5 separate regions of the Mus musculus genome follow, and regions 1, 2, 3 and 5 are each linked to region 4. The links are chromatin loops, found by intact Hi-C in ENCODE. Cell type or tissue: heart. All regions are shown on one strand. Links, peaks and the distances in the headings refer to the core of each region. The heading gives the core; the rest is flanking DNA. Region 1 overlaps Akap13 (A kinase (PRKA) anchor protein 13). Region 2 overlaps Akap13 (A kinase (PRKA) anchor protein 13). Region 3 overlaps Akap13 (A kinase (PRKA) anchor protein 13). Region 4 has its middle 38 kb from the start of Gm46017. Region 5 overlaps Akap13 (A kinase (PRKA) anchor protein 13).

The links. Hi-C counts contacts between places; a loop is a spot of excess contacts. Peaks named below come from ENCODE experiments on the same cell type or tissue, not always from the same donor. Only the 100,000 strongest peaks of a DNase experiment are listed, where the experiment ranks them.
Region 1: a loop joins it to region 4, with 2.9 times the contacts of the local background. A loop is called at or near these places in 4 of 42 quality-filtered maps.
Region 2: it touches region 4 in a loop (7-fold over the local background); 14 of 42 quality-filtered maps call a loop at or near these places.
Region 3: a loop joins it to region 4, with 2.5 times the contacts of the local background. A loop is called at or near these places in 2 of 42 quality-filtered maps.
Region 5: it touches region 4 in a loop (4-fold over the local background); 2 of 42 quality-filtered maps call a loop at or near these places.

Annotation. Positions count from the first base shown.
Region 1 is chr7:75,607,182-75,613,093 of GRCm38, forward strand. Akap13 (A kinase (PRKA) anchor protein 13) reads left to right here. Exons shown (of 37, transcript NM_029332.1): 7 at 1,304-4,379. Among named protein-coding and RNA genes, the nearest start is that of Akap13, 150 kb to the left of the region's middle. In heart, for the core only: CTCF peaks have their summits at 2,471 (motif pointing left) and 3,369; DNase peaks (open chromatin) are centred at 1,660, 2,440, 3,410, 5,020 and 2 weaker places; H3K4me3 peaks cover 652 bases; H3K27ac peaks cover 5,000 bases.
Region 2 is chr7:75,551,474-75,557,385 of GRCm38, forward strand. The region is part of intron 2 of Akap13 (A kinase (PRKA) anchor protein 13); the gene reads left to right. Among named protein-coding and RNA genes, the nearest start is that of Akap13, 99 kb to the left of the region's middle. In heart, for the core only: CTCF peaks have their summits at 2,353 (motif pointing right) and 4,662 (motif pointing left); DNase peaks (open chromatin) are centred at 2,008 and 2,748; H3K27ac peaks cover 558 bases.
Region 3 is chr7:75,736,630-75,742,541 of GRCm38, forward strand. It overlaps Akap13 (A kinase (PRKA) anchor protein 13), which reads left to right. Exons shown (of 37, transcript NM_029332.1): 29 at 1-61; 30 at 2,737-2,931. Among named protein-coding and RNA genes, the nearest start is that of AU020206, 43 kb to the right of the region's middle. In heart, for the core only: a CTCF peak has its summit at 2,650 (motif pointing right); a DNase peak (open chromatin) is centred at 2,652.
Region 4 is chr7:75,396,772-75,402,683 of GRCm38, forward strand. No RefSeq gene overlaps it. Among named protein-coding and RNA genes, the nearest start is that of Gm46017, 38 kb to the right of the region's middle. In heart, for the core only: a CTCF peak has its summit at 2,589; DNase peaks (open chromatin) are centred at 900 and 2,730; H3K27ac peaks cover 2,841 bases.
Region 5 is chr7:75,519,723-75,525,634 of GRCm38, forward strand. All of the region lies in intron 1 of Akap13 (A kinase (PRKA) anchor protein 13), which reads left to right. Among named protein-coding and RNA genes, the nearest start is that of Akap13, 67 kb to the left of the region's middle. In heart, for the core only: CTCF peaks have their summits at 1,038 and 2,697 (motif pointing right); no DNase peak of the experiment used is centred there; H3K27ac peaks cover 334 bases.

The DNA of each region.
Region 1 (5,912 bases), core at 463-5,462, 210 kb after region 4:
TGTACCAAATAAATAGCACTATATCTGAATTTTGATATTATAAATTCACTAAAGGTGCAATCCTATTTGTTTGTTTTTATTTTCCTGAGCCTTGTCTGTACGTCTATGATATTTTTATATTATTTATTTTTAAGACTTATTTTAATTTTGTGTGTGTGCACACACATGTGTGCAAACATCCCACCCCCATGCATGTGTGTTGTGGGGGAGTATGTGCAGATAAATGCAAACAGGAAGGTATCAAATTCCCTGCAGCTAGAATTAGAAGTGTTTGTAAGGTGCCTGATGTAGGGTGCTGAAAATAGAAATCTCAGGCCCTCTGCAAGAGAAGTATGCATTCTTCAGCAGAGCTATCGCCTCGGTCTTTTTTTCCCCCCCCCTTAATTAATAACTTCTGATCAACTGTAAATTTTATTTAGTTTTTTCATTCTCTCTCTCTCTCTCTCTCTCTTTCTCTCTCTCTCTCTCTCTCTCTCTCTCTCTCTCTCTCTCTCTCTCTCTCTTTCTCTCTCTCTCTCTCTCACACACACACACACACACACACACATTCCAGGGGCAGAAGACTAGATTAGATAGTTAGGCTGTCTTCATAGTTCCTATAACAGTGTTGTGTTATTTTTATAACATTGATGAACTGTGATTGTTTTAGCCATTTCTTTCTTATTTGCTGTATTTGTTCATATAATTAATTTTTAAGAACCTTTCCACTATGCATAGTAATGTGGGTACAATCTCAGTAGTTAGGATGGAGAAACGGAAGGGTTGAGGCGTTTTGAAGCTAGCCAGTCTATATAGCAAATTTCTCTACATAGTGAGACCTTGTCTCAGAAAAGATGCAAGCAAAACTAAATTAATTTTAAGGTGCTAAAAACCATTTTTGATCATATTTTTAGTGCCCTCAAGCCATAACACCCTTGACAGTAGTTAAGAGTTTGGTTTGGCTAATAGTATACACTCTCTTTTCTTTAATATGCTGTATGGACAGCACAAAACCCACTTTTTATCTAACTGATACATAGAATTCCTAATTCTAAAAGCGTAGATATGTTGGATTGAACATATTTTGGGAATGTAGTTACGTGGCTGAATATTTTGCTTGAAAGGGGTTCTAAAACTGATTATACTGTGTCTTTACATCGGTATTTGAGGCAGATGGATAGAAGGCCCGGAAAGACAGTGCTTGTCCAACAAGACTTGGCTTACAGGTATCAGTGACATCTTTTTCTCTTAGTCAGCACACCCCCCCACACACACTTTTCTTTTCATGATCAATTTTTAAAAGGTATCTTTGGTTTCCTCCTAGAAAACAAACTTGAAGCAGATGGACAATCTCATGCCATTAATGGTGACAGCACAAGATTCGTCTTGTGTGCCCAGTGTACCAGAGACAGATGGCCTATTCCTTCCCTGTGTACCAGAGCCTTCTGACCACCAGCATCCTCCTTTTGAAGAAACTAAGAGCACTCTGTGCTGCCAAAGGAGTCCTGGGAGGATGGCTGAAAGTTCCTGTGATTTGTCAAGCATGGTTGAGGAAGAAAATGTCATCTGTTCTCATAAGAAAAATAAAGATGTGGGGAGAAAGGGGGAAGAGGCGGAGCCAGCATCTGCCATGGACTCCGGGTCTGCATCTCATCAAGACAGCTGCCTTCAGAGCGTACCCGACTGTGGAGTGAAGGGCAGAGAAGGTCTTCCATCCTGTGGAAACAGAAACGAAGTAACTGGAACAAACTATTCTGGAGTAGCCACATGTCAGCAGCCACTGAGCAGCAGGAGCAGTGTGCTGCAGGATGCCATGGTCACAGAACCAGATGCATGCCAGCACTCTTCTGGAAGGGAGCTACCAGACAGCTCTTCAACAGATGTTGGTGCCCCAGAAAAGGCAGGGGAACTGGAACATAGCCTGCTTACCCCAGATGCTACCACCCAGAACAATAAGCCTCAAGTAGGGGAAGGCACAAAGGAAAGACTTGAGAATTCAGACAGTAGCACAACTGAAACAACTGCTGTTCAAGTTTTAAGTGAACCCATGGAGAAAGCCGATATTACAAACCATGTCTTTGCCACCAGTGCCGTAGGTGTTAACACTCCTGCTGAGGCTTCACCTGCATTGAGTTCTGAAGAAATCCCCACTGAAAAACCAGGAATGGAAACTCAAGAGAGAGGCTGTGAGGGGGGAACCACAAGTGACCAGAGCTCCCCGGTGCTTCCTGCTGCTGCTATAGAAAACAAGGTTTTAGGTGGACAAGAACCTGATACTTCCATAGCAGGCTTTTGTAAGACAGCATCACCTTTGGATTTAACCATGCCAGGCCCAAGTTCAGATGGGATGCCAGAACAGAACTCAGAGTCTCATGCACGGCCTGCTCAAAGCCTAAGTGGCCAGGCGCTGCTCTGTTCTACAGCTGAGGCTGGCACGCCTTCTGCTGAGGCTACACATCAGCCGAGCACAGTGACTTCTAGTGGCAGGTTGGAAGAATGTGGCAGTGGTAAAGCTAGCCTGCCTGAAAGCACAATGGTGCAGCCAAGCACGCAAGAACTTTGCACCACCCTCTGCCCAGAAGACCCACAAGCTGACACAGTCACTTCTGACACTGTGAAAAATACCCAGAAATCTGTGGGGGTTTGTCATCTCTGTGTTTCAGATGCAAAGAATCAAGGAAATGGTTTGAAGCAAGATACACCTTTAACGAACGTGCTTGAGGATGTTCCACGTCTGCCTTCAGTTGTCTCCCAGACTGAGAAAGAACTAGCGCCAGACCAGGTATCACCTCCAGCCAGCAGTTTCTCTCTGGCAAGCAGTCCAGAGAGTGAATCAGTAACCAAAGATGACGCACTTTCTCTTGTCCCCTCCCAGAAAGAAAAGGGAACAGCAACTCCTCAGCTCCATAGAACTACAGCTTGTCGAGATGGCCCAGATGGAAGAGATTTGAGTGATACCGATAAGGTAGGAGACGGGGCCACTGACCCACCTCCATCCTCTGCTGTAGAGCTTCGGACCAGCATGGGAAATACCAGCCCTGTAGGCATTGGTGGAGAACAGGAGGGTTCCAGCCCAACAGCAACACTTGAAGTGCTGAGTGACTCTTTACTGCATAACGTGGATAAAGCTGCTTTGGTTTCTGACTTTACTCTGCCTGAAGAAGGTGTCAGTGTAGTGGTTCCAGAAAGTTCCACAGCTCTGGGGCAAGATGGCAAAGATAGAGCAATGAGCTGTTCTTCAGTTAAAGAAGACGTGCATTCTTCAGAAATGTCAAGGGAAGACCAGAGAACACCTCCCTCTGGGCAGGAGATACCAGGACTCTGTGAAAAACCTATGTCAGCCCTCTGTGCCGAGGAGAAAGCACAGCAGCACACACCCTCTGCCTGTCTGAAAACAGAAACTAAAGACATCAAGGAAGTGGCCCCACAGGTCTCCCTGCTGACTGAAGGTGGGGCTGCAAAGAGCCTGGTGCCACCAAGAACGAGTCTGTCTGCCGATTCAAAGCAGAAAGCCTCGAGTACAGAGCAGAGCGGCTCATCTCTGTTGCCAAGTGGGCTGCCAGGTGCGTCTGAGGCACTCCATTGTAATCAGCCTTCTGCTCTCGATGTTGTCGTAGAGAATACTCAGTTCCAAGGGGAAACCAATGCTTGTGAGGTAAGCAGAAGTGCGATGGAGGATGTTACAGTGGCTGATGCTTCACCAGCTACTGCTGAGCCCAGAAAAAAGGATGCATCACACTGTATCAAAGACATCCCAATTTCAGAGTTGTTAAACCAAGAGAAGCAAATGACTCCAAGTTTGCCAGAAGCTTTCCTGGACAAAGGTGTCACTGACTTACAGGAAGTCATAACCCCAGAGATAGAACCACTTGATTGCAAGAGAGAGACGCTGGAGGGAACAGACCTTAACTGTGCCACGAGTAACTCCAAAGAGACCCCAATCGAAAAACCAATGCAGCCTCTTGCCAGGGACCTCCCCACAGAGACAGGGCTCTCAGTGATCAATAACAATGTCCCCCAAGCTGACATGAAGCAAGTGGCACAGGCTTCCATCCCGGCAGAGGAAAGTAATGCCACTACTGTCTCAACCCAAGCTGCAGATGTGCCTACCAGAGCAGACTCCATAGAGGAGACCGCCACTAGGATAGTGGAGGCCGTCATCAGGCAAGTCAGGGCCTCCAACGCACTGATGGCTAAAGTAGAAACCCAGAATCCGTCACTCTCCAGTCCAGAGACTAAGCAGCTAGAGAATGCTTACACAGAGAGTGCATGCGCTTTCCTGCCTGGGGAGACCCCGCAGATAGAGAAGACGCACGAAGACACCACCGGGCAGTGTGGTGCTGAGACAGAAGAACCAGAGAAAATTATTCTACCTGAGTCAGCACCAGGTAAGCAAGGCAGTTTATAAGACTTAACAGCTTAAGAATCATGTCTCTGTTGTGTACTAGAATGTCGATATTGTTGGTTTGTAGTCCTACTTGCTCAGTCATGTAAGTTGCCAAGTTAATAGTCACTGCTGTCAGAAAACACGTGTCATCTTAGGTTGGACAGATTTTACTTCCTGTATTACAGGTGCAAAGCTTTCCTGTTGTTGTTGTTTTTTCAAGCCTACCTTCTCTGTCACACTGGAGCCATTGCAGTTTCTAAATCCGGAAGACAGTACATGGATCTCAGACGGCGTTAGATAATCAAACAGCTTAGTTCTTTTCTTTAGAACCCCAGAATGTAGCGCTGAAATGAATGTGCTTTGTTTACAGATTGGAAACTTTTCCAAGTCATAGCTGTCTGTATTGTAAGAGAATTTAAAGTTGGGCCGGCTTCATGAGCAGCTGTTTTTGAGAAGTACTGAATTAAATGAACATCTAAAACGGTGATATTAGGTCATTGCTTAAGTTGGGGGTGTGTACTCTTCCTCCTTTTCCTGCCTGAGAAACAGACCTCCAGGTTTGCTGCTTTGCTTTTGGGCAGAGTCTGGGAATTCAGGGTCCTGCACAGCACAGGGGATAGGATACAGGATTTCCGCCCAAGCCCAGTCCGCTGCGCTGCTGTCACCAGGCAGACCTGGTGTCTGCTTATCTCGGTGAAGCAGCTGCACTAAGCAGATTGCTCAACACAAGCTGCCTGTTCCATCGATGGGTAACTATGTCCTAAAGAGAGTGTCGAGAAGCCACCATTGCTCAGTGGAATGAACTCACTGGATAGAACTTCTTATGGCCTTTGAGACTGAAGCCGAAACTGTATTCGGAATGGCTGTCACTCTTGTCTTCTGAAGTCCGGAAGGTCAGTTGATGCAGACGTTTATGCCGCCACCACATGCTACCCTGTACTGTGGCTCTGATGCTTTTGTGATAGGTGTTTTGTTTTTTTTTTTTTTTTTTTTAACTGTTGGCAGTGCTTTTAAGAATAGTGAATAGTACATGTTAGAATTGTGGGTATGGGGTATGAAGAGAGATGAACAAAAATAAAGAAATTGTTTCTGGAGAAGGGGGTTCAAACACGGTAAGTACTATGCCCAGATGAAGGGCTTTTGGACTGTTTTAAACCCCAACTTCCAGAGCAGCAGTTACATGACTAAGGAAGCTGATGTGGGGGTCTTGGTGACTTCAGTTTTTAGACTGAGTACTGTTTCAGGCTGGCTTCTATCTTAACACTGAAATGAGGTCTCTAATTTTTTTAAAAAGGCACAACAACAAGTCTATTTTGGGGACCTTGGCAGGTTGGCATTTCAGAAGCATGGGAGTGACTGTAAGCTGATGCCTGGCTGTTTTTCCTTTCTTTGGGTGCTCTGTCCTTGGCCAGCCTGGATGGGATTATTTCTCCTTCTTGTTCTGTGATCACAATTTGATCCTAGTAACTGGGAACTATGAAGTGTGTGTCTGTAGCACTGGATCTGAAAAGGTTAAAAAAAAAAAAAAGGAGGGAGGGGGAGAGAG
Region 2 (5,912 bases), core at 267-5,266, 150 kb after region 4:
GGGGCACTGGCCAGCCAGATCTGAGAATTATATTTAAATAACAGTACTTTGTGAATAGTTTCAGAAGGTATAAGGAAATCAACTGTTGCTCCATGGTATGGTTTTATAAAGGCAAATACTATTTCTGTTCCATCTGTTGGACTTTCTAACCGGTTTCCAGTGGTTTGAGCTTTACATTTTATTTTCTTGGCTTTGTTAGAACTAACAAAGATGCTTTTTGGTGACTATTTAAAGGATACATTTTATAATAGCTTTGTGTTTCCTAAGCTTTCAGATAACAATGAGGGGAGTTAAATTTTCCATTTAGCATTTGAAGAGGAGTCTTGCTGGGCACTGGAAATTAAAACATAATGTTCTGTATGCTTAATTCACTTAAGTGGGTATTATGAAGTACTTGTTACATGAATGGGAGCTTTGGACTGAATTCTTTGATTGGGAGACAGAGGCTCAAATACATGACTGACTGGTAAAGTACTACAAGCAGTAGCTTGTTCTAGACAGACAGCAGGAGGAGATGCTGCAGAACTGATGGGGACCCTCAGAAAGGATAGCTTCGAGAACACCCCACTTCAGACGTGTAAATGTTGGGCTTGGGGCCAGCAAACCAGAATCCTGTAATCCTGGTGCCTACTAAAATCTAGTCATGAACCAACTGGACAAGAAGGTTAGTTTTAAAAGCCCCTGATGAAGCCGGGCGGTGGTGGCTCACGCCTTTAATCCCAGCACTTGGGAGGCAGAGGCAGGTGGATTTCTGAGTTTGAGGCCAGCCTGATCTACAAAGTGAGTTCCAGGAAAGCCAGGGCTATACAGAGAAACCCTGTCTCGAACAAACAAACAAACAAACAAACAAACAAAAAAAAAACCAAAGCAAACAAACAAAAAAAGCCCCTGATGAATTAAATCAGAGCAGTTTGGGTTGGTTAATGTCTTCCAACATGGCTGATAAAGCAACCCATCACATATAAACAAAAAATGGTTATGTAGATTGTTATTTCAAAAGGACAAGTGCCTAACTTCTCTTTAAGGCCAGCTTTCTGAGTAGACTGTTAATAGATTTTGAAGTCACTGTTAAGGTGCATACTATTGATTAATTTCCTGCAATTTGTCTCTGGTGTAGTTACCTCACATCACTGGTAATGGTGACTTTCAGAGGACTGCTTTGTTACTGGAGCTAGCAGTTCACGTTTTGTTTTGCAGTAATTTTTTTAAATGTCATTTTGAATTTTGCACAGGTTCCTGTGTGGATGTAGATATGGAAGCAATATGGACCATGATGCAAATAGACCTGATTCCATAGGTTTTTTTTTATTTGTCTGTAGACTGCCTATATAAATTATGCAGCATAAATGCAAGCAGTATTTTGACATTAGCATTTTAAGTTTAAAGATCCCTACTATGAGTGGTGCTATGTTGAGTTGGTGGAATGCCAGGTAAAAAGTCAGTTCCAAATGTACTGTTTGTTGCTTGCCTTGAAACACCATCACCTCCTCCTGCCCCCAAATACACACACTCCTACCACCAAACCATTTAGCCTTCAGGATTAATTTCCTGCCATTTGTCTCTGGTGTTCTGCCTTATGCTTCACCCTTTTGTGGAATCTATCACGCCTCTCTTGTCTCAGCTATGCTGCAGAGAACACTGTAAACACTTCAGATGCATTTTTGTGTATGCATTTTCCCCATTTACTCTGTTGGATACTTTGTAAGGTTGAGGGCAGCACTTAAAATTTTTTTTTATTGCTTCCATTCTTATTTGTGCTTTATCTCAGAGCCTTGCACAAAATGGGCACGGGAGTTTTTGTTTAATGTTCTCTAGTGGAATTCCGAGTGATCCTCGGAAAAGAGCTTTGCCCCCATATGTGAATGGTTAGTAATGTTTGATTATCCCAAGAAGATTTATGTCCTCAAAGGGAAGATCAGTTAAGAGATGAAACTACACAGGAGAACTTCGTGATCTGGAGCAAGTGACAGAGTGTTCCGTTGTTTTGACCCCTGGGGTGGGTCCTTTAGTGAGAAGGAACTACAGAGTGAGGCTGAGCATACATTCGAGTTCTCGCCAAGCTGCTGTCCTGGATCTGTTATTTACTTGGAACTCTGTGTGTGCTTTCTTAGTAACCTTGTTCTACTGCTCTGACAAAGCAGTGAATTAGGAATTGTTTTCTCATTTTATGGAGGAAGAAATTGGGGTAGGATTTATATTTAAAGTTACCAGTGTGTTTGCTTGAGGATGGAAGTTTTCCATTGCTTCTTTGAGACATGCTTTGTCATTTGAAAGTGAGACCATCAATTTGTTTTTAATTAAAACCTTTATTTATGTGTGTGTGTGACTGTGTCAACTGAGTGCAGAAGCCTGAAAAAGCCACAAGAGGGCATCAGATCCTTTAGACCTGGAGCTGTGGCAGCTGTGAACCACCCATGGCCAGCATAGGTGCTGAACTCAGGTCCTCTAGCCATCTCCAGCTTCCTTGTTCACTTTCTTAAAAATTAATTATTTATGTTTTCATCCATTCATCCATTATTTATTTATTTTATGTGTATGGAAGCACACAAGTGCCACAGTATGCCCATAGATGTCAAGAGGCCAACTTGCAGGAGTTAATTCTCTTTCTTAATGTGTGGGCCAGTGGGATCCAGCCAGGTCTGCAGGCTTGGGTGAAAACACCCTTACTCACTAACCTATCTCCCTGGCTCTGTTTACTCCTTTTTAAACCAAGAAAGAGCTGTTGGCTCTTGTATATCCTTGGAGCCCTTCACAAAACTCTGTTTGGATTAACTGCTGACCCCATGTGATATACAGAGCATCTGGCAGCTGGGGTGGAATTCTCAGCTGTCTCTCTTTGTTTTGTCCACAGAAGGAAATGTGAGTTTTATCTTACTGCTTGGGCAATGGTACATTCCTTTTTTGGTTCATGAGACCCACCAGTCTGGATGTGGGTTCATTTCCTACCATTTTTGTTATCTTGCATTAGTTTAAAGATCAGGAATGAACATAACCTACTCTTAATGAGCATAAAATTGGGAGGCATCTCTGGTGTACCAAAATTCTATTTTGAGGTTTAGCTGACGTTGTCTAGTTCATCCTTGTATTAAGGAAATCCAGGGAGCAAACCCTAAGAAGCTAGGTCTGCAATTTTATCTTTCCCTTACTAAATCTGTTTTCTAGATCTCGGTGACATTCCTTATTCTTGCCACATCTATGGGCATGATTAAACATTGTTTGTATCTTACTCAAAATTAACTGTTTTTATTTCTTGACTAGGAGAGAGAGACAGATGTTTGAAGACATACTACACTGAGGTTGAAAACCATAGTTTTTCTGGATAGTATAGTTGAGAATACTGCCTTTTTTTTTTCAGATGTGATATATTTGTGTGTGTGCAAATGTTCATGCACACTAGTGCATATACACATACAGAAGCGATTGGCAGAAAAGTATATTGTAGTTGTAATCATATACACCTCTGATTATTTCATGCCTGGTAGTACTTATATAGTATGCTGTGTTCCCTACTTAATTTTCTTTTGTAATCCTAATAGCTTCATGAAATGACTACTCTGTATTAGAGAGGGGGAGACAGTGTCACAGCACCTGTGTCATTTGGTGGATCATGCAGCTAGTAAGGGACAGAATTAGAACCAAACCAGGTCTCTGTCAGTCCCTACAAAGTTAGCAATAAATATCTATTCTGACTTCATTGGGTGCCTGATCAGATTTTTGGAGAGTCTTCTGTGCCTTCTAGAACGTGGAGGATTAACTTAGAGGTTCTCTGAACTGCTTCATTGATGACTTTGGAGAAGGAAAGATAATTCATAACCAAGTAGATAACTGAGATCTGGCTGAGTTCAATACTCGAGCCGGTCTGCCCCCTTCTATCAGCTGCAGAGTAGGAAGAGCACAGCTTAAGTAGCTTGCTCTCACGGAGGGGAAGAGGAGAGGAGTGGAGAGTCAAGGAAGACGGATGTTACCTACCAGCTGTGAGCTTTCCTAAACGAAAATTAATAAACAACAACAACAACAAAAACCTTTGTTTTCTGCACTTTAAGCAAATATCTGATCCTGTTTAAGAAGGGAGAATAGACTGTCTCTTTACATGTTGACCTAATTATTGTAGCCGTTCCACGTAGTTATGAAACGGTTCTAAGAGAGGAGACACTGCTTTAAAAAAAGAAAGATAGATCTGATAAAGGTGGATGGAGAGGTGGTGGGAGAATGGAGGTCCTCCTGGGGATAACAGACTGCTCAGGGCAGCTGGGGGTACCCAGTGGACTCACCAAGCAGGGAAGATGGCTTGGGGAAGGTAAGCTAACCTGTATGGTTCAGGATCCACAGTCCTGGTAAAGGTGGGCAGAGAGGTTGCCAGGAGAATGGAGGTCTGCCGGGATAGCAGACTGCTCAGGGTAGCTTGGGGTGCCCCAGAGATCTAAATCCAACACTCTCCATCCAGTTTAGCTGTGTTTATTTAGCAAAAACAAACTAAAGTGAGCTGTGTACAGCAACAGAAAGAATTGGAAGATTAGAACTTGAGGAATGCTGCTCTCGTAGGGGACACTTACACACATTAAATGTATTCAAAATGGTTTGTATTTTATTTCCATTTCATCTTAAATCTCAAAATTCTTGTTTGGGAGAGAGAAGTGGATTTATTGGGCGCCATCTACTGGTTTTGTCTAATAGCCCAAAGAAGTGAAGCCTGCAAATGGCTAAGAATTTGCTTCAGTATTGGTGACGCGGAATTCGAAGCTGGAAGACAGTAGCAACTTTATTAGTAGTGGTACTGTGTGAGCTGAGTTCTGTTTACATTGAGGAGAGGGAGACTTTTAACTAGAATATCCGAGAACATGTTAAAAGAGGAAGACTGCTAAGTGGGTTTAATTGGCCATTGTCATTATCTGGCAAAATAGAAACATCAAAGAAACTGTATAATATTTTCTACCAGTGAAGTCAGTCCAAGCCTGTACTTGCAATGACCTAGTTGGTAGTAAAATCAGTGAATTCCTCAGTTGATTTCTGTTTATGTTGTTTGAGGTGCTTTTAAGTAAAGCTGAGGGCTTTGCTTGCTAGTTGGGAGTGGGCTGTACCCAAGGCTCTTGGAATGTGTCTGAGCACTTTCTCTTTAAGAGAGTTGGTACTAAGGACAGGGGAGATCCTATTATGTCTTCTTATCAGGAGTGTTTCTGAGTCTTGGTTCTTTTTAACTGTCATTTTATGGACGTGAGCTGAAATCTTTTCATCCTCATAGCATTATATTTTAGATCTTTTGATTTTTTTCATCCAGTTATCTAACCTAAGATAAATTGGGGAGAGAGATTTGCAGAGTAGAGTTAGGCATTCATTTATCCAGCCAACATTATTGAGCACTTACAATCACGCTTAGGCACTGATACTGCATTGAATAAAACAAGTATGCCCTTAACTCAGATAAATATGCTGTCTAAAATTCTGTACATCAGTATACTGTATATATGTTAAAATCATGAGTCATATCATTACAGGAGAGGTAAAGCAGGACAAGGCAGGTGAGAGGCGGGGTGGGAAAGCTCTTACTCATCCCCACACTCTTGAAGGATGGTGATCATTAGCGTGCACGATGAACATATGTGACCTTTTCCAGCGATGTGTAGACTTGCATGGGGCAGGAGATGTAGCCTTTCCATGGCCACCCTTGTTAGTGTCCGATGGACTGGGAACTGTGGTCCTGGAGAATGGATTCCTGATCCTCAAGCCATGGCACATTGCTTCATGACTGTGCCATTTCATTTACTTTGTGGTTTTGCATACATCCTTTCAAGTCCTCTGAATGGATGTATCCTTTGTCTATTCAGTTCTTGCCTGAGCTCCCCATTTAAAGATTCATGCTCTTTGCTTTCTTTAATAATCTTTCTGTTCTATAGCTGGCTTATTTATTTCCCTTT
Region 3 (5,912 bases), core at 417-5,416, 340 kb after region 4:
ATTCCCAGTGAGAATGAAGAAGAAAAGAAATTGTTGGATACCAAAGCCCGGGAGTTAAAAGGTAAAATGTTGGAAATGGAACATCACTAAGAATAGTCTAGTGGGTCTGGAGAAATGCCTCAGTGGGTAAGAGCACGGGTTAGACTCGCAGAGGATCTGGATGCAACTCTAAGCACTCGCTGGCTATTCACTACCGTCTGTAGCTCCAGCTCCGGGGGATATGATGGCCTCTTTTGGTGTCTCTGGACAGCAGGCATGGATGTGAGGTACCAACATACATACAGGCAAAACACACACACACTCACACACACACACACACACACACACACACACACACACACACAAGCACATAGCCCATCCCTAGGAAAGTGTTTGTGGTTTTGGACACAGGTGACTTCGTTCATGCCTTGTCATAGAGAACTTGCCATATGTCATAGCCATGGCTAAGGTTAAAATGAGAAAGATATTTGGGAGTTAGTCATTCTACTCCTTGCATTCCCTGGCCTTCTTGGCTGTTATTCTCACAGATGAACTGTGAGGTGGCTCAGGGACAAGGGACGAACTGTTGGAGAAGTTCTCAGTTACCCACTAGTGTTTCATGTAGTCTTGTCTGCCTCCCATTGTGTAGATGACACAGTTGAAGCCCTCAAAGGCCAAACATCCCAGGGCTAAGTGTGTGTATGCTTATTAATGACTGAGCCAGAATCTTACCTGTTTTCTATTTGTTGTGAGACAAGTCTCGCTATGTAATCCTGGCTGGCCTTAATTCTGGGTCCTCCATCCTCAGCTCTAGAGTGCCAGCTAGTACTGCACTCCCTCTCATTCAAACAGCAGAGCCTGGTAGTCTTCTTGTCTTTACTATATATTAGTTGAATTTTTTAAAAACCTTCTTTGGTTAGAAATAAGACAGGAGTTAAGTGAACAGAGTTAGTGACACCATTCTGTTACACTGATGGATGGGAGAGGAGGGAAGATGGTTGACTTCAGACCCCCATTATATCAAGTCTACTAGCCTGTTGGATGACGAGGATAAAATCTTCCTTAAGATTTGTTGTGCAGTTGGCTAGATGATACACAAATGAGTGACAGAACACAGATTGATCTGTCTGGTGGGTCGCATATGATATGTGGCATCTGCCCTTTCTGCCTCTGTAAGTCTCACAGAACCTGCTGCATAAATCACATCTGGGAAAAAAAGTATCTTGCCTCCAAAGGACAGATACATGGAAAAGAACTTGATCTGTCTGCCAGGAGTGGTGGGTCTACGTGTCAATGGTAGGAGCTGAGACCTGAAAAGGGAATAGAGTGCTGCACTCTTAATGTAACTGTTTTCAAGTATTGAACCCTTTCAGGAGAATTGCTTGAGGAAGTAGAGGTGCTTCTGGACCACTCGGGAAATCTCTAGGATAAGTTAGTGAGAGATGAGTAGGTAACCAGACAGGCGAAGAAATAAGGTTGTTAATCAAAATGCTACGGCCAGCCTCAACCAGAGATGCCTGTTGGCAAAGAACACTGGTGAATGCAGAGATGCATGGCTGTTCAATGTGGAGAGAATAAGTTAGTGACAATTGAGTGTTCAACCCTGAGCACAGCATTTATACCTCTCCCTCTGAGGCTCTGGGAGCATGGTGGAAGAAGAGCTAGAAAAGAAATGTAAGAGCTTCAAGACAGGGAGAAGCACTAGGAATGTTGGTTTCTGGACATGGCACAGTGGTTACAGTCAGTACTCCACAGCAGCTGTGGCTGCCTTCAGTGGGGCCCAAGAGTAAATCAGGGATAGGGGCTCTACCCTTCCCTGCTGATGGAATTGGGAGGAAGGGCAGTTGTGGTCTTAAGGCCCATTGAGGAGCTCATCAGACTCACAAAGGTGATCTTAGTTAAACTCAGAATAAAACAGCAAGTCATGAATGTAGGAAAATTACCTGGGATCAGATACTAGAGGTAGGAAAGAAATTCGGGTAAAAGAATACACTTTAGACATGTATGAAATTGCCAAAGAACAAATTAAAAATACCAACTAGGCAGCTGGATGTGAGTGATGGGACAGGATAGACAAAGATACCGGTTTACCAAGCTGGGGATCCTGGAAGATAGAGTGCTAAGGAAGAAACCGTAAACTAGAGGTCAGTCAGCGGGAAGACTCATTTCTGCTATCCTGATAGCACCCTCTTGGTTGAGATACTCATGTGATAGTGACACAGTGGTCTGACGTTCAGAAAATAATGTAGGTTTAAGGGTGCTTGCTGAGGATAATCAGCATACGGGAGGCAGTTGACAGAGAGTGTGAGCCCCAGGAAGAAAGTGTGTAGGGCATATAGAGGGCAGTCAGCAGTGCCACTCCATTGCAGATGGAGGACCCATAAAATGCCCGGTGAAGAAACTGATATCCTCAGGGCAGCACAGGTAGAGTGTTTCAGAAAGAGGAAATAAATATCCATGTGGGAAAAGACCTAAAATAAGGGTCTGTAATTAAGGTGGTTGCAGGAACGTGGCATCAGTGCCAGACTGTGGTAAAGACAGCCACAGTCAAGAAGGGAGCAGAGACAACGTGCAGAGCAGTTACATCAGAAGTGCTGCTGCTGCTTCACAAAGTACAGAAGCAACCCTGTGCTCAGGATGGGAGGCATCTCCTGTCATGGCCCTTCCCTTAACTGCCACAAGGTGGTGCTCATCTCCCGGTCATCTCGTGGTCCACAGCTCCATAGAGTTTAAGTGGTTTCTCCATTTGCCCTGCAGAACAGCTTCAGCAGAAGGACCAGCAGATCCTCCTCTTGCTGGAAGAGAAGGAGATGATTTTCCGGGACATGACTGAGTGCAGCACTCCCTTGCCAGAGGATTGCTCCCCAACGCACAGCCCGAGAGTGCTCTTCCGCTCCAACACAGAGGAGGCTCTCAAAGGAGGACCGCTGATGAAAAGTGCAATAAATGAAGGTAATTTACACACAGTATCGGCCCCTCCTGTGTGTACACTAATGTCCTCTGCCAGTTCCTGCCATTAATAACTAAAGCACCAGTATAAAAAACTGCCCAGTGTCAGTATAGTAACTATCCCTTAGTTATAGTAAATATCCCTTATAAGCACTATGCAGGCTAAGAAATAAAATGTGGCAGATACCCTGAAAGCCTTTGCATGTCCCCGTCATATCTAACTTCCTCCTAACAGGTGCAGCTTCCCTAAAGTGCATTAATAATCACTTAAGTATTTTCCCCTTCTTTCTGGTTTTATTTTTAAGTTATGTTAATGTATTTACTGTACGTGGGGTGGGGGGGAATCCACACTGTGACATGGACATAAAGGTTAGAGGACAGCTTGGAGAGTCCGTTCTCTCTACCATGTACGGCTCAGAGATCAAACTTAGGTCATCAGGCGTGGCCCCATGGTGAACATCAGGCATGGTCCCATGGTGAATGCCTTGACCTGCCATCTCAGTTAGGGTTATTATTGCTATGAGGAAACACCATGACCAAAAGCAAGTTGGGGAAGAGAGGGTTTATTTGGCTCACACCTCCACATCACTGTTCATCATCATGGGAGGGCAGGAGCCTGGAGGCAGGAGCTGACTCAGAAGCCACGGAGGGATGCTGCTTGCTGGCTTGCTGGCTGGCCCACAGCCCCATCTTACGGAGGCATTTTCTCAATTGAGGTTCCCTTCTCTCAGATAAGTTTAGTTTGTGTCAAGTTGGCATAAAAGTACCCTTGCGTGCCTGCTGAGCCATCCTACAAGCCTGCATCCCCTTGCTCGCCCTGTACTTTATCCTTGGAGTAGCTGAGCTTTTTGAACCATGAGTTGGAGTTTCCATATGGTACCTTCTGTCCTCTAGATCTTGCAGTCACCGCTGCTTGCGTTACTCATAATGTGTGCTCCTGTGGTACTGGTTCTTTCCCAGGGAAATATCAGGTCCTAGGTAGCCCTGTTTCTGTGGAATAGGAACCGTGGGATGGATAGAAGGCTGAATGCCGGGGGGAGGGGGGGTCTTCTTTGTGTGCCAGTCCTCTGCTAGTACCTGCACTACGTTGTACACATGTCATGAGGCTGCAGTTGTAGCTCAGAGATAGAGCTCTGCATGCAAGAGGGGCCTTGTGATCAGTCACCAGCCCCAAAATAAACTTACTATGGATTCATGGGTTCTAGATCTCTGAGCAGTTCCCAACCTCATTTAAAGCTAGTGTCCTCCACTGGCCACAGTGCAGAGCTTGCTTCCAGGAGTTAAGGAATTCATTCCTTCAAGATTTCTGGTCTCTTAGTGAAAAATATTTTAAGATCGAAATCTAGGTACCAGGGATATAGTATATATAGTAGTTGCTGTGAGGTTTTAAACATTACTGTGTTGTCCTTTTCAGTGGATGGAGCTAATCAAATTACAAATTACAGGTTGCCTTTTTTATTTTAAAACCTTATCACTTACAAATGTCTGTCTGTTTTCCACATTGAGTATTCTTTCTCAAGGATACCCTATTCTATATTCTATTATAGAATTAGAATAACCTCTATTGGGTCGATAAGATGGCTTAGTTTAGGTGAAGGCACTTGCTGCAAAGTGATGACCTGAGTTGATTCCCAGAAGCCACATAATAAAAGGGCTTCCACACCCTCCTTGACACTCATGGACCACCACATATATACATACACACAGAGAGAGAGAGGGAGAGAGAGAGAGAATGAATATGCTTTTAATTAAAAATACTGTCCCAATCATGCATTAACACTGGTTCTAGTGTAATAGTGTAAGAATGATACTGGTATTCTTACCAATACAGTTCTTACATCCAAGGCGGCCTGTCTCCCATATCCATATTCTGAAGTAGTTACACTGTGTCTACACATCTGGTCTGTAACCATGCACACCCACTCTACTCCTAGCCTGACATACAGTATTTGTTCTTTAAGTACATCCTTATAGAATCCCATGTTTAGGTCAGTGTCCTCAAAGGCCCAACAAAATAGTATTTCTGACTCCTTTATTGATTTCAAAAGATCTTCTGGATATGAAATCTTTGGCTAGTATTTTCATACCTGAGTATATTAGTTACTCTCATGTCACATCTTTTTTCCCATCATGCTCAGAGGCTGGTAACCGTTTCTTGCCTAGATGCCCAAATTTTGTTTTGTTTTGTTTGTTTTTTTTTTCAGTCCAAAGCTTTTACAGAGTATGCTATATGCTTCTTGTGGGGGTGTTCCTTAAATTCCAGCACTCAGGAGGCAAAGGCAGGTGGATTTCTATGAGTTCAATGTCAGTCTGGTCTACATAGTAAGACTCTGTCTCCCAAAAATACTAAGCTTAAAAAGAGTTTCTCTCCGGGCAGTGGTGGCACACGCCTTTAATCCCAGCACTTGGGAGGCAGAGGCAGGTGGATTTGTGAGTTCAAGGCCAGCCTGGTTTACAGAGTGAGTTCCAGGACAGCCAAGGCTACACAGAGAAACCCTGTCTTGAAAAACAAAAACAAAACAAAACAAAAAAATCTCTCACATCTGTTTTCTATTATATTTTTATTGTTTTAATACCATATTAAAATTTTGATGCTTGTTAAGATTTTTCTTTGTGCCTCTGATTTCCTCTGGGCCTCCTTTCTCATCCACCCCTGTTGTTCCTATTCTGCTGTCCTCTAGCGTCAGTGTCTTCTCCACAGGCCCTGCCCAAAGGAAAATCTGAGGTTAACAGTTAAGGGTTACATTGGAAGATCCTGATGCTTAGGATGCTCTGCACTGGAGTCTGCCTGCTCTCAGAGGAGCAAACCCAGCTAGTTTTACTTGCTGTTCTCAAACTGGCTCGCTTTTCCAGCCCTTTCAACTACCTTGAAACCACTCCAGAAACCATACTCCTCCCAGTAGATTACTCCGCCATTTGTCCCTCCGTTTCTAGTAAAGCCCATCTAATATGCATGATGTCCCGTTCTTTGGGATTTTCTGATC
Region 4 (5,912 bases), core at 648-5,647:
AAGTCATGTATGGATGTTTAAAAAACAAGTCATTTTTTAAAAAGCCAACTAAGGAAGCAGAACATCTGATGGAATTTAGAAAGACGAGTAGGTAAAATTGAAAAGGGTAGACATACAATAGAACTGAGCAGCTCTTCTCTACCTTATCCAATACCACCGGTTCATAGACTGGGGCAATTACACACACACACACACACACACACACACACACACCACACACCACACACCACACACCACACACCACACACCACACACCACACACCACACACACATACACACACACGCACGCACGCACGCACGCTGACATCTGCGCCATGTTTGTATTTTTGGTAGTCACAACTTAGAGGTGTTACCAACATTTTGTAGATAGAGTCCATGGACGATGCTAAGCATTCCGTAAAGCGTAGGATACCCAGCCTTCTCTACAGGAAATACTATGCAGCCCCCAATGTCAATGGTGCTTCGATAAAGAAGTCCTGTTTGAGTTAATAAACACAGGTAAAGGAGTTAGGGGTTTATACTTCCTGCAGATGCACATGTGCGCCACCTCTCTTGTCACGTTGGGAAAAGAAAGCCAAGACCTAGAGATAACCAAAGTCTGGCTTGGCTGTTTCCCGGTGCCCACACACAGACTTCGGAGGTCACATCTGGCTACTGTACCCTTGTTTCCTTCAGCTCAGGACACCTGAAGAAGCATCTGCTACCCACAAATCCTGTCTCCGCTAGGCTTTTGGCTGGCTTTCTCGGTTTGTCTCCAACCCAGGAAAGACAAAAGACATTTACAAGAAACGGAAAAGTGCATTGGAAAGAGCTGGCCAACATCAACCAGCAAAACTCCTGCCCCTGCCCTCAGCAGCGGCCCCACCTTCAGCAGGACCCGCCCACAGCAGCCAGACTGGTTTTCACTGCTGGCAGTCCCTGTTCTCAGAACCTTTTTGTCCTTGGTTTTAAATGACCTCATCCTCGACGTGCAGAATCTAGAACAGCACAGCTGTCACTAGCTGGCATCTCCTTAGAATTGTAGCGTCTCAGCCCCACCCCTTGACTCAAATCTCTTCATTTTACCAAGATCTTCGAGTGATTCAGAGGCAAAGCTCACTGATAGGGTTTATGAGTCAAGATAAAACTTCAAAGTGGGCAGCTGAAGACAGAAGCAAAGTTAATCATGTAACATGATATACAGTTTCTCTAAGAGATGTAGGCTGTGGATGGTAGCCTGCACTGTAGAAATGTAAAGGAATGTGTAGAAAAGGGGGGTGTAAATGTCATGTAAAAAGACACTTTTAAATGTTCCAAAGGGGTTCACTGTACCCAGCAGCTGAACAGCAACATAAGAGATGAGGTCTGTCTCTATAGCCCAGGATGACCTTGAACTTACAGCAATCCCCCAGCCTCAGCCTCTAAAAGGAACCATCACCTTAGCTTATTTTTTAAAATAGAAAACAAAAATGTTATCTCCCATTAAATGAGAAAAACTGATCTAATCAATATCCCCAATACAGCAATTCAAATATCAACTATCAATATCCCCAATATCAATTTTTATAAGAAAACAAAAAGTATATGTCTCACAATGTAGTCTGGGCTGCCCTAAAACTAGCTATACTAGGCTGGCCTCAAACTCATAAAGAGCTGCCTACCTCTGCTTCCTGAGTGCTGTGATTAGAGGCATGTACTACCAAGCCTGCCTAATACACACACACACACACACAGAGAGAGAGAGAGAGAGAGAGAGAGAGAGAGAGAGAGAGAGAGAGAGAGAGAGAGAGAGAGATTATTTTTAAAATAACTTAGGAAACAAGTTAAGGTAGATGACGCAGTTCCAACTTCAGGTTCACTTTCAGCGCATCCAAATTGGCTTGGTTTGATTCATCCAACAAACATCAGTGCCCTGGTTTATGCAGAGTTACAAACTGCAAGGAATGTAGCCACCCACACAGCAGCCAGTGTAGAATAGAAGCTTTGGGCTTTAGGATTGCAGCTAAGAAGGAAGGGAGAAAGGAAAGGAAAGGAAAGGAAAGGAAAGGAAAGGAAAAAGAAAGAAAGAAAGAAAGAAAGAAAGAAAGAAAGAAAGAAAGAAAGAAAGAAAGAAGAAGAAGGAGGAAGGGAGGGAGGGAGAGAGAGAAAGAAGAAGGAGGAGGAGGGGAGGGAGGGAGGGAGGGAGAAAGGAAGGAAGGAAGGAAGGAAGGAAGGAAGGAAGGAAAGAAGGAGGAAGACAAGCAGATAGAAAGATAAGATTCCGGGTCAGGTCTTGATTCTGGACTCACAGTCCAGAACACAGGCTCAGCTTGACTTGAGTACTTACTGACCTAGCCATGGCTCATGGTGAAACATTTTGTTTATTTCTGAGGCGGAGTCTTGCTATGTAGCTGTATCTCAAACCTTGAACTCGAAATCCCCCTGCATCTGCTTCCCAAATGCGGGACTTACAGGCCAGCACCACACATGGCTCTGGTAAAGGCTTCACAGAATAATGTCACCCGGTCTTGCCATCCCATTTGTGACTCAACAGCTCTCTCTGGCCTTCTCAAAAGGAGCAAGTTCCAGTTCCTAAGGCTCCCAGAGTTCTGACGCATATCTAGAAACAGCCACTAGAGGCTGCCCTTGGTTCCCTCACCCAGGACCTAGAAGGCCTGTACATGTCTGGGGGAGGGCTTTGTTCAACCCTGAACACTCTGTTCTGTCCTAACATCCCCACACTCTTCTGGGAGAAATCAACCAACAGGGAAATAAAACAGAGGTTTCTAGAAGCTGCCCCACCTACAAAAGGAGTTCAAAGGCCATTGAACTTTCAAGCTCAGGGAACATTCTGAGCTGTGGGGGGAGGACTCAAGTGTCGGGAGCAGAACTGACTCCTGAAATATGTCTGGAGAAATGTGAGCCAGTAAATCACAGTCCTGCCCAGGGTGGGGACCTAGGCACTTGTCTAAGGAAGGGAAATGGCCTGGCAATGTTAGTGAGCCACCCCACACCCCACCCCACCCTCCCACACTCACAGCTTAGGGCCCATCTTCCCTGATTTCAAAACTTGGACTAACAACTGTTTAAAAGCTTGACCAAGGAAAGCTGATAACAGTAGCAGAGTCAGGATGATTCTTTGATGTGAATTATAAACAGATCATGCAGTCACACAATCACATTATTCAAAACTCAAAAGAATATAGACAGAGGAGAAGCTGGGGAGATGACTCCACCATTAAGAGCGTTTGTAACTCCTGTAGAGGACCTGGTTTCATACAGGGGACCCACAAGGTGACTCACAGATATTAGTAACTCTAGTTCCAAGAGGATCTGATGGCTCCTTCTGGATTCTTTCAGTACTATATACACATGGAGAACAGACATACATGCAGGTAAAACAGAAAATTAGAAAAAAATAAAAATGAGTGTGGAATTATAACCAATAACAAGACTTCTGCCCCACTCATCCCCCAAACCTCCATCTTTCTCCATGTTCTGTCTCCACATACTGTGGTAACCACCATCGTTTCTACCTCACTGTATTATTTTTAGTGTGCTATTTTCTCTCAGACAGGCTCTAATGTAACCTCAAACTGGCCTCGTACCTGCTATGTGGCTGAGGATGATCTTTAACATCTGACCTTCCTGCCTCCACCTACCTAAGTGCTAGGATTTTAAGCCTGCATGGCAGGGCCCCATTTATACACTTACTGAGCCCAGGGCTTCAGACAGGCACTACTTCCTCAGGCTCCTCTTAGCATCCCTTCATGCATGGAGTTAACATAATACATATTCTTTTTTTCCCTCCATACCATACATGTTCCAGATTTTACTCTATTCCCATGATAAAATATTTCAAAGTATTTTTTTTTCACCAGCACATAAATGGCTTCCTCATTCTTTGCATCTCACAGCTGCACAGTGTCCCATTGTATAAAATAAAGCAATTTAATTAGGCTGCCTTCTATTGGTGGAAATCAGGCTGTTTCCCACTTTTGGCGTCTCTAAACAATGCGGCAGGAACTTCATACTCACATCCTTTTTCATGAGCCAGAGCCAGAGTCCTGCATCTAACTAACTCTACTTCATGTTCCTTGTGCTCTCAAGCCAAGGGAAGACCAAATAGAGAGGAGGTTTAACCAATAAAAGCTCCCATCTCCTCCGGTCCACTTTCCTTCCCTAGCTATAAAGTCTGTTTCTATCTCAAACAGTCACAGACACCGCGGAAAAAGAGCTCCTTCCAATTTCTCTCTCTCTATGACTGCTTCACTCTATTCCTTAAATACTGTGTGACTCCAACTGGGCTGAGCTCAAGATGAAATCTAAAGGTGGTCTGTGTAGAATGGGATTTCTGCTACCCTTTTGATCACACTGTTTTCTCCATGCCTTAGAGAAGTCCAAATCTTGCATCCTGGGCCAGCTAGTTTTATGTCACCTTGATACAAGACAGAGTCAACAGAGAGGAGGGAGCCTCAATTGAGAAAAATGTTCCTGTAAGATTGGGCTGCAGGCAAGTCTCTAGAGCACTTTCTTACTAAGAGATTTGATAGGGAATGACCCAGCATCATCACGGGTGATCCACCCTGGGCTAGTGATCCTGGGTTCTATAAGAAAGCAGGCTGAGCAAGCCATGAGAAGCAAGCCAGTAAGCAGCACCCCTCCACGGCCTTTGCACAAGCTCCTGCCTCCAAGTTCCTGCCTTATTTGAGTTCCTGACTTATTTGAGTTCCTTCCTTATTTGAGTTCCTGCCCTGCTCCCTTCAGTGATGGACTATGAATGTGGAAGCCTAAGCCAAATAAACCCTTTCTTCTCCAACCTACCTTTGGTCATGGTCATAACAATAATAGCCCAAACTAAGACACCTATCACAGCCTAGCACAAACCTGGATTTCAGTCTAGACCTTGAAGAAGACCCAGAGAAACTACCTGCTACTTCAGAATCCAGCATCTTCCACCATCTTTGGCTGTAATCTAAGGACTGGTACGTGAACAGAGGCAACACCAGACAGACCAAAGAAAGTCTACTTGCTGAGAGATGTCAAAGCTGTCACCCAGGTTCTCATTCTCAACAGCTATAGACATGTTGTTAATTCTTTTTATAAATAGTCTCAGGTTCACCTCTCAAGGTATCTTTTTTGTTTGCTTGTTTGTTTTAGTTCCCCAAAGTAGGAATCAGAATTAAGAGAGTCTTCAAAAGACAAAAACAAAACCAAGAGAGGGCATGTTGGTTTAAGTCATGGGATTCAGACAATCAGCTGCAGCCTTTGCCGAGAGGGTGTGTCCTTCTATTTTAGAGATGTTTCTTTAACTGCATACCATTGATTTCCTGGGTGAATGGCATAAGGCTAGGTAGGCACTCTTGCCTAAAGGAGATGCAGGGCCATACCAAGTGTGTCGAATACAGCGAGGGGCACAAACCCAAAGTTGTCTGAGGTATAATACAGCTAGCGAGCTATGCCTGGGTCTCCTTGAGAGAAGCATGTGGTGGGGAGAGAGGAGAACCAGGCTTGGATTCCTTGAGGACATGGCACTGAAGCCTTACAGAACCCTCAGGCAGAGGAGGTCAAGAGCAAAGGCCCAGTTGGGGGCACTAGGACCAAAAAGTAAGTCCAATTAACCACCTGGGGTAAGGGGTGATGAATATAGTAAGCTACTAGCTCCCAGAGAGCAAGACTTAAAGGGGAAAGTTGAAACAGAATTGAATTAGATCTCATAGTCCTTGCATATTAGCCATTCCTCTGATCTTACCTTAATTAGACTCTGATCTTAGCTTAATAAGTTCACCCTGACCCTCTTCAACAATTGGAGCGATGTTTCAGCAGAGTTCCCAACAAAGCCTTCCTCAACCGACTCAGCCCTTTGGTCTTATCTGTGACCTATGACCGTGTTCTACTAATCACAACAGAGGCTTAAGCTGCCTCTTAAAATCCACCAGCCTTGCACTACTTTC
Region 5 (5,912 bases), core at 245-5,244, 120 kb after region 4:
CCTCTTCTTTCTCTTCCTCTTCCTCCTCTCCCTCCTCCTCCTCCTTTCTCCTTTCTCCTTTCTCCTTTCTCCTTTTTCCTTTCTCCTTTCTCCTTTCTCCTTTCTCCTTTCTCCTTTCTCCTTTCTCCTTTCTCCTTTCTCCTTTCTCCTTTCTCCTTTCTCCTTTCTCCTTTCTCCTTTCTCCTTTCTTCTTCCCCTGCACCATGTAGCCTTTGCTGGTCTGGAACTCATTGTGTAGACCAGGCTGGCCTTGAAATTATAGAGATCCTCATACCTCTGCTTATCAAGACATATGCTACCACACTGGGCTCTGTGCTTGTATATTTAACATAGTTAAGAAAGTAGCAGGTTTCTGTAATGCTTTTCATACGTCCTACATTTTGGAATCCACCCTCCATCCTTGATAAAATCTTTAAGCCCCAGTATTCTCCCACTCCACATCTTTCATAGCACTTGTGTTTTTTTCTTCCCTGTTAAAGCATCTTTTCTCCCCTTCTCCCTCCAAGTTAACATATGGCTTCGTTACTGAAATGATTTATTCAAATAATTTGTTTTTAATGAAATGTCTTACTAAGTTGGAAGAGTACCTGTTACATCCTAGGTATACGGTCTTGATGAGATTTAAAATGTACAGATGTGTCTCTAGCTCGACGTGGATAAAATTAGAAGTCATATGCAAGTATAAGTGAACATATATTTTGGATTTTATCTAACTCAGTTATTAGTGAGGGATTTGGTAAAATATTTAAACAAATTCCACATACCTAGTACCCTTTAATGTGTGCTGCACCTTGGTGATATTTCTTTTAGGGTCCATTGTGTTCTTTTATCTTCCGAATGTTAGTGCTTGTTCTTTTGGGAGCATCCATTTTAGTATAATTTCTGTGCCTTTGCTTTGTGCGAGAAGCCTTGGACTCTCATCAGTACCAGTCCGATTTAGTGTAGCGAGGACTTGGATTCACACATAGCTTTCTAAGACTGCAGCTTTCTGCATGAGCTCTTGCTGCTCCACCATGTGGTCTGGGCAGCCTTGACCTGCAAAGTGAAAAGAACAAAAGTGAATCTCAGCAACGTTCTCAGCTCTCAGCTTTTACTCCCTCAGTGCTTTCAGACGATTGCTTTTTCTGTTTTGTTCAGAACTTAAAATAGTCTCAGTCTTCTTACACATTTATTGACTTTTTAAAAAAGCTCTCTTCTAAGTCTCATTCACTACTTATCCATTCTATTAATTTTAATATTCGAATTGTTATTTTGCTTCAGTGTTTGTAAACCATCCTGTCCCTCTTAGGAATACATATTAGAGAATATGCTCCAAGCCTTTGAACTTATTTGTTATCACCTCTGGTTATCCTACTGTAGAATGTTTCTTAGGAATTGTGACAGTTTCATGTGTTGGAAAGGAGCAGGTTAATTTGGCAAGATTTTATTTATTGCATAATTAGTTCTAAGTGCTTCAGAAAGACAGAACTTACACTAGGGTTAGTTATGTCCAGTTCGTTCTCAGCCAGAGTGGATGTTTGTGTTAAGGCTGCTAACAAATAGTCAACTGAGAAGTAGTGTCTTGGAGAGTCCATAGCTGAGTTTTAAGTTCCTCCAAGTCTGTGGTATTTCTTTTGCCTTCTGTGAGACTGACTGGGAGGCATTCCTTGCATGGGTGGGTGGCTGCCTTCTGTTTTTGTTTCTTGCTCTGGCCTGGCTTAGCTGCTCAGGTTTACAATGGCATGCGTCAGTGTATATGGCTTTGCTTTGTCCATTGTACTGGGCCATTGTCTGCTCAGCTTAATAGCAGATTCCAGGACTTGTGATTGCTTTTTGAAAAGCTAGTGTGCTCTTGAGTATGTGCCATGCAGTGCTAGGATGGCGTGCTCCTTATCACTACTTAAAGTTAGTTAATTTATGGCGGAGCAAACAGAAACATCATACATTTGTTTCTCTAGAATTTTGAACCATAAGCAGACTCCCTTTTCATTCTTGGAAAGCTTGAATATTGATTCTGACCCCTCTGGGTTTTATAGAATTTGGAGTAAACCATTCTTAGAGAATTTTATTCATTTAACAGCAACTAAGTTTGTGTAGTAGAAACTCTCAGCTGGTGGCTCAGTTTTATGTGGAGAAAAACAAAACAAAACAAAAAAAAAAAACGAAGCCCATGTTTATGTGGAAAGGTCTAAGAGTGCTTTCCAGCAGTTTCTCAAGTTGTCAGCATTTCTGTTTGCTTGTGGGTTGGCCTGTTTGCTTGTTAGCTGTTCTGGAAAAGCAGAAGGTGTCATGTATACATTAGTTTACAAATGAAGACCAACAACAAATGCTACCTTTGTTGTCTCTTCATTTCAGTGACTTAATTAGTAAAATTTCACACCCTCTGTCAAGCATCTTCTATTTAATGAAAATCTTCTAATAACAACTCTTTTCATTGTTTTCTGTATTAATGTACAGTATACAAAACCACCTTCCCTCCTTCTTGGCCACATCCCTAAGGTACTCTCGTGTTTCTGTATGTGGAAAAAGTATAAACATGACTTTAGAGTCAGGTCTGGGTTCAAATTCTTGTGGCTCGTGTATATGCTAGTAGTGTAATGTTACATTTTCCCCTAATTTTGTTTTGTTTTGTTTTAGATTTTATTTTATTTTGTGTATACCGGTGTTTTGCTTGAGTGTATGTCAGTTCACCATATGCATGCAGTGGACACAGAGGCCAGAAGAGGGTGTCAGAGCCCATGAAAATAGAGTTAACAACAGCTGTTAGCCTTCATGTGGGTGGTAGCTTTTGAACCCAGATTCTCAGGAGCAACAGCTATATGGCAGCTCACAACCACCTCTAACTCTCGGTGGTTACAACACAATCTGAAAGTGTAGTGGCCTTTAATCCTGGCAGGCAGCTGGGTATCTCTTGAGTTCCAGGCTAATTAAGGTTACATCGTGGGATCCTGTTTTAAAACTGCACAAAACAAAAGCCCGTGGTTGAGTTTTAGAAATAGTTTTCAGGTGCCAGGAAAGAAACTTGCAACAACAACAAAGGTGAGATGGGTTGGCATATTGGATCTAGTTAACCACCTCTTTCTCACTTGTTTAAATATTACAGGCTTTCTAGTCCTGTGCAGAAATGAGTTTGAAAATATCTAGGGCCTTCCACAAGCATTCAGTGCATAAGCCAAGGAAGAAGAAGGATGAAGAGAGTGGAGATTGGGCTGTGGGTCCCCTGCCTTGCTTTAGTTCCATCCCTGCTGGGCTGGATACCAAGGCAGTTTGTCTTAAAAAGTTATTTGTAGTTGGGCTGTGTTAGTGTATGGGGACTTGGGAGGAGAAAGCATACATTAAATAGTCTCCATATATTAAATATTAAATTTACATGCACAATGATATGGCCTGTTTGTATTTATGGTAAAGTACAAGTTATTTTACATTTCTAAATTTCATGCCATTTATTTCTGCACAGCAAAAAATGCTAAATGTTTTTATAAAGAACCAGTTCTTTTTGTGTCTTTGTTTTTGTTTTTTAATCTGTGTGGGTGTTTCTCTGTGTGGGTATACATGTGTTTGCGGGGGGGGGGGGGGGGGGTGCCTGAGGAAGCCAAAAACATTGAATCTGGAGCTGGGTTCTAGTCATTTATGAGCTGTCTGACCTGGGTGATGTGAGTGGAACTCAGATTGCAAGGGTAGTGTGTGCAATGGTTGCATTGAGCCATCTCTCCAGCCTCCGACTCTGTGTTTTGTTTGAAACAGGATCTTGCTGTGTCTCCCTGGCTGGCATGGAACTTGCTATGTAGACCAGGCTGGTCTCCAATTCAGAAATCTCCCTGCCTCTGCTTCCTGAGTGCTGAGATTAAAGGTGTATTTCACCACATCTGTCATGTCTGTATTTTTCATGACAACCTTTAAGTGTTAGAAAGAGAGTTTTCATATATGTGTTGTATAATATTAACATATACAGTGTTTCTTTAAAGGTGTTTAATAATACTTAATGATATTTTTCTTTTACCATGTCACCCAAGATTGCAGATTCAGTTTTGGTTAGAACTGCTTGACATGTTAGAGATGAGTGAAGGATATCTTACTCCATGTGGTATGAGAGGTTCCAAAACATTTCTGTTACTTCAGAGCAATGTCTGTCTGTCTGTCTGGCTGGCTGACTGGCTGAAATTTTCTACAAACAGGATTGATGGTGCTCCACATAGATTCTATGCTAACATGGCACTTGATGGTTAGGAGTGCTTATTTGCTCTGTAGAGGACCCAGGCTCATTTCACGCACCCAAATGGTGGCTCCCTACTGCATCCATAACTCTAGTTCCATGGGATGTAATGCCCTCTTCTAGGCCCCTCTGACTTCTGCATACATGTGATGTAAAAACTCTTGGAGGTGTGCATGCAGGCTCACACACAGGCACAACTTTTAAAAACAACAACAACAACAAAAAAACATGGTTTGGTGTATGTTATAAAGCACAACAGGGATTCTTCAGATCAGAAGTGTTTTGTGGTTTAAAAAAAAATCCATTAGAGAGGCTGGAGAAATAATGGCTCAGCAGTGAAGAGCACTGACCACTTCTAAGTTCAATTCCCAGCAACCACATGGTGGCTCACAACTATCTGTAATGGGACCCAATTCCCTCTTCTGGTGTGTCTGAAGACAGCGGCAGTGTACTCACATACATATAACTAATTTTTCTTTTTTTTTTTTTAAGTCCCATTGGAAGAGTTACTTTTCATTTAAGTTGGGTGGTAGTGGTACAAACCTTTAGTCTCAGCACTCAGACGCAGAAGCAGGTGGATCTCTGTGAATTTGAGGTTACCCTGCTCTACAGAGCGAGTTTCAGGACAGCCAGAGACCCTATCTCAAAAAGCTAACCAAATAAACAAAACACCCAAATAGGAAATTGCTGAAAGTATTGGAATTCTCATTTCAGTAGCATTTTCAGTTCATTAGGACACTCACAGATATTTTACGTTAAGTCTTATTAGTAAACACAGGTCCTTCTGACTTTGAGATTATTTTGTAAGTTGACATCTCTCCTGATTTTCAGTGTCATTGTTCCCCAAATATTGTGGAATCATCTTTGAGTAGAATATTTAGCCACAAGAGATGTTTTTCTTAGTTTAAAGGCTAATGTTATTTGCTTTTAGCTTGTTTGTGACTTCTTTAGCCTTCTATTCTACTTGTGTAATTCAGTTGATGGTGCTTTTGTTATGTGTCCAAGCTGGTAGGCCCCCATGGCTCTGTTATGCCAGGCCCAGCAAGATAAGCCACAAATAGGACTTGGGATGTGTCCTGGTAAGGGCTGTTTAGGCAGTCCAGGTGGCTGATAACTTGGCCCATTAGGCTGCTTATTTTTGAGATAGAAGGGAGGGGAGAGTGGAGGAAGTATAAAGGCATGGCTTTGGCAGTCTCTTAACTGGATATCTATTTTAACCCCTGTAGAAATCAATTTACATGTTTCACAGCTGAGTATGAATTTTCTAAATTTAAAGTGTGTTCTTACTACCATAGGGATAAATGTCAGCACTTAACTGAATTTGTGGGATTTCTCTCCCTTTTCTGGATGCCTAGGTCACTTAACAGTTTCCTTTCCTTTGGATGACAGGATACAGCTGTTCTCACTTGTAGAATGGCCTTCTCCATTGTGGGAGTTTCCTTCTCCATTGGGATATTTGCAAAGCAACAAAAACATTATTTGTAGGAAATCATAGGCTTTGTAAATATCAAAAGATAACTGAAGTGGTGAACTTGTGTATTCCTGTCCCCAGAGGTTGTTGCATCTGTCATGTGAAAGCCTAATACAGGGTGAGATAGCACCCAGCCTTCCCTTTTGCTCCAATAGTGTCTGCTTAGAAGAGCCTTCCATTCTATTTCTGTCTTGTCTCTGGAAGAGCCATGACAGGCACAGAAATTCAGATTCATTTGTTTTTGAAGTT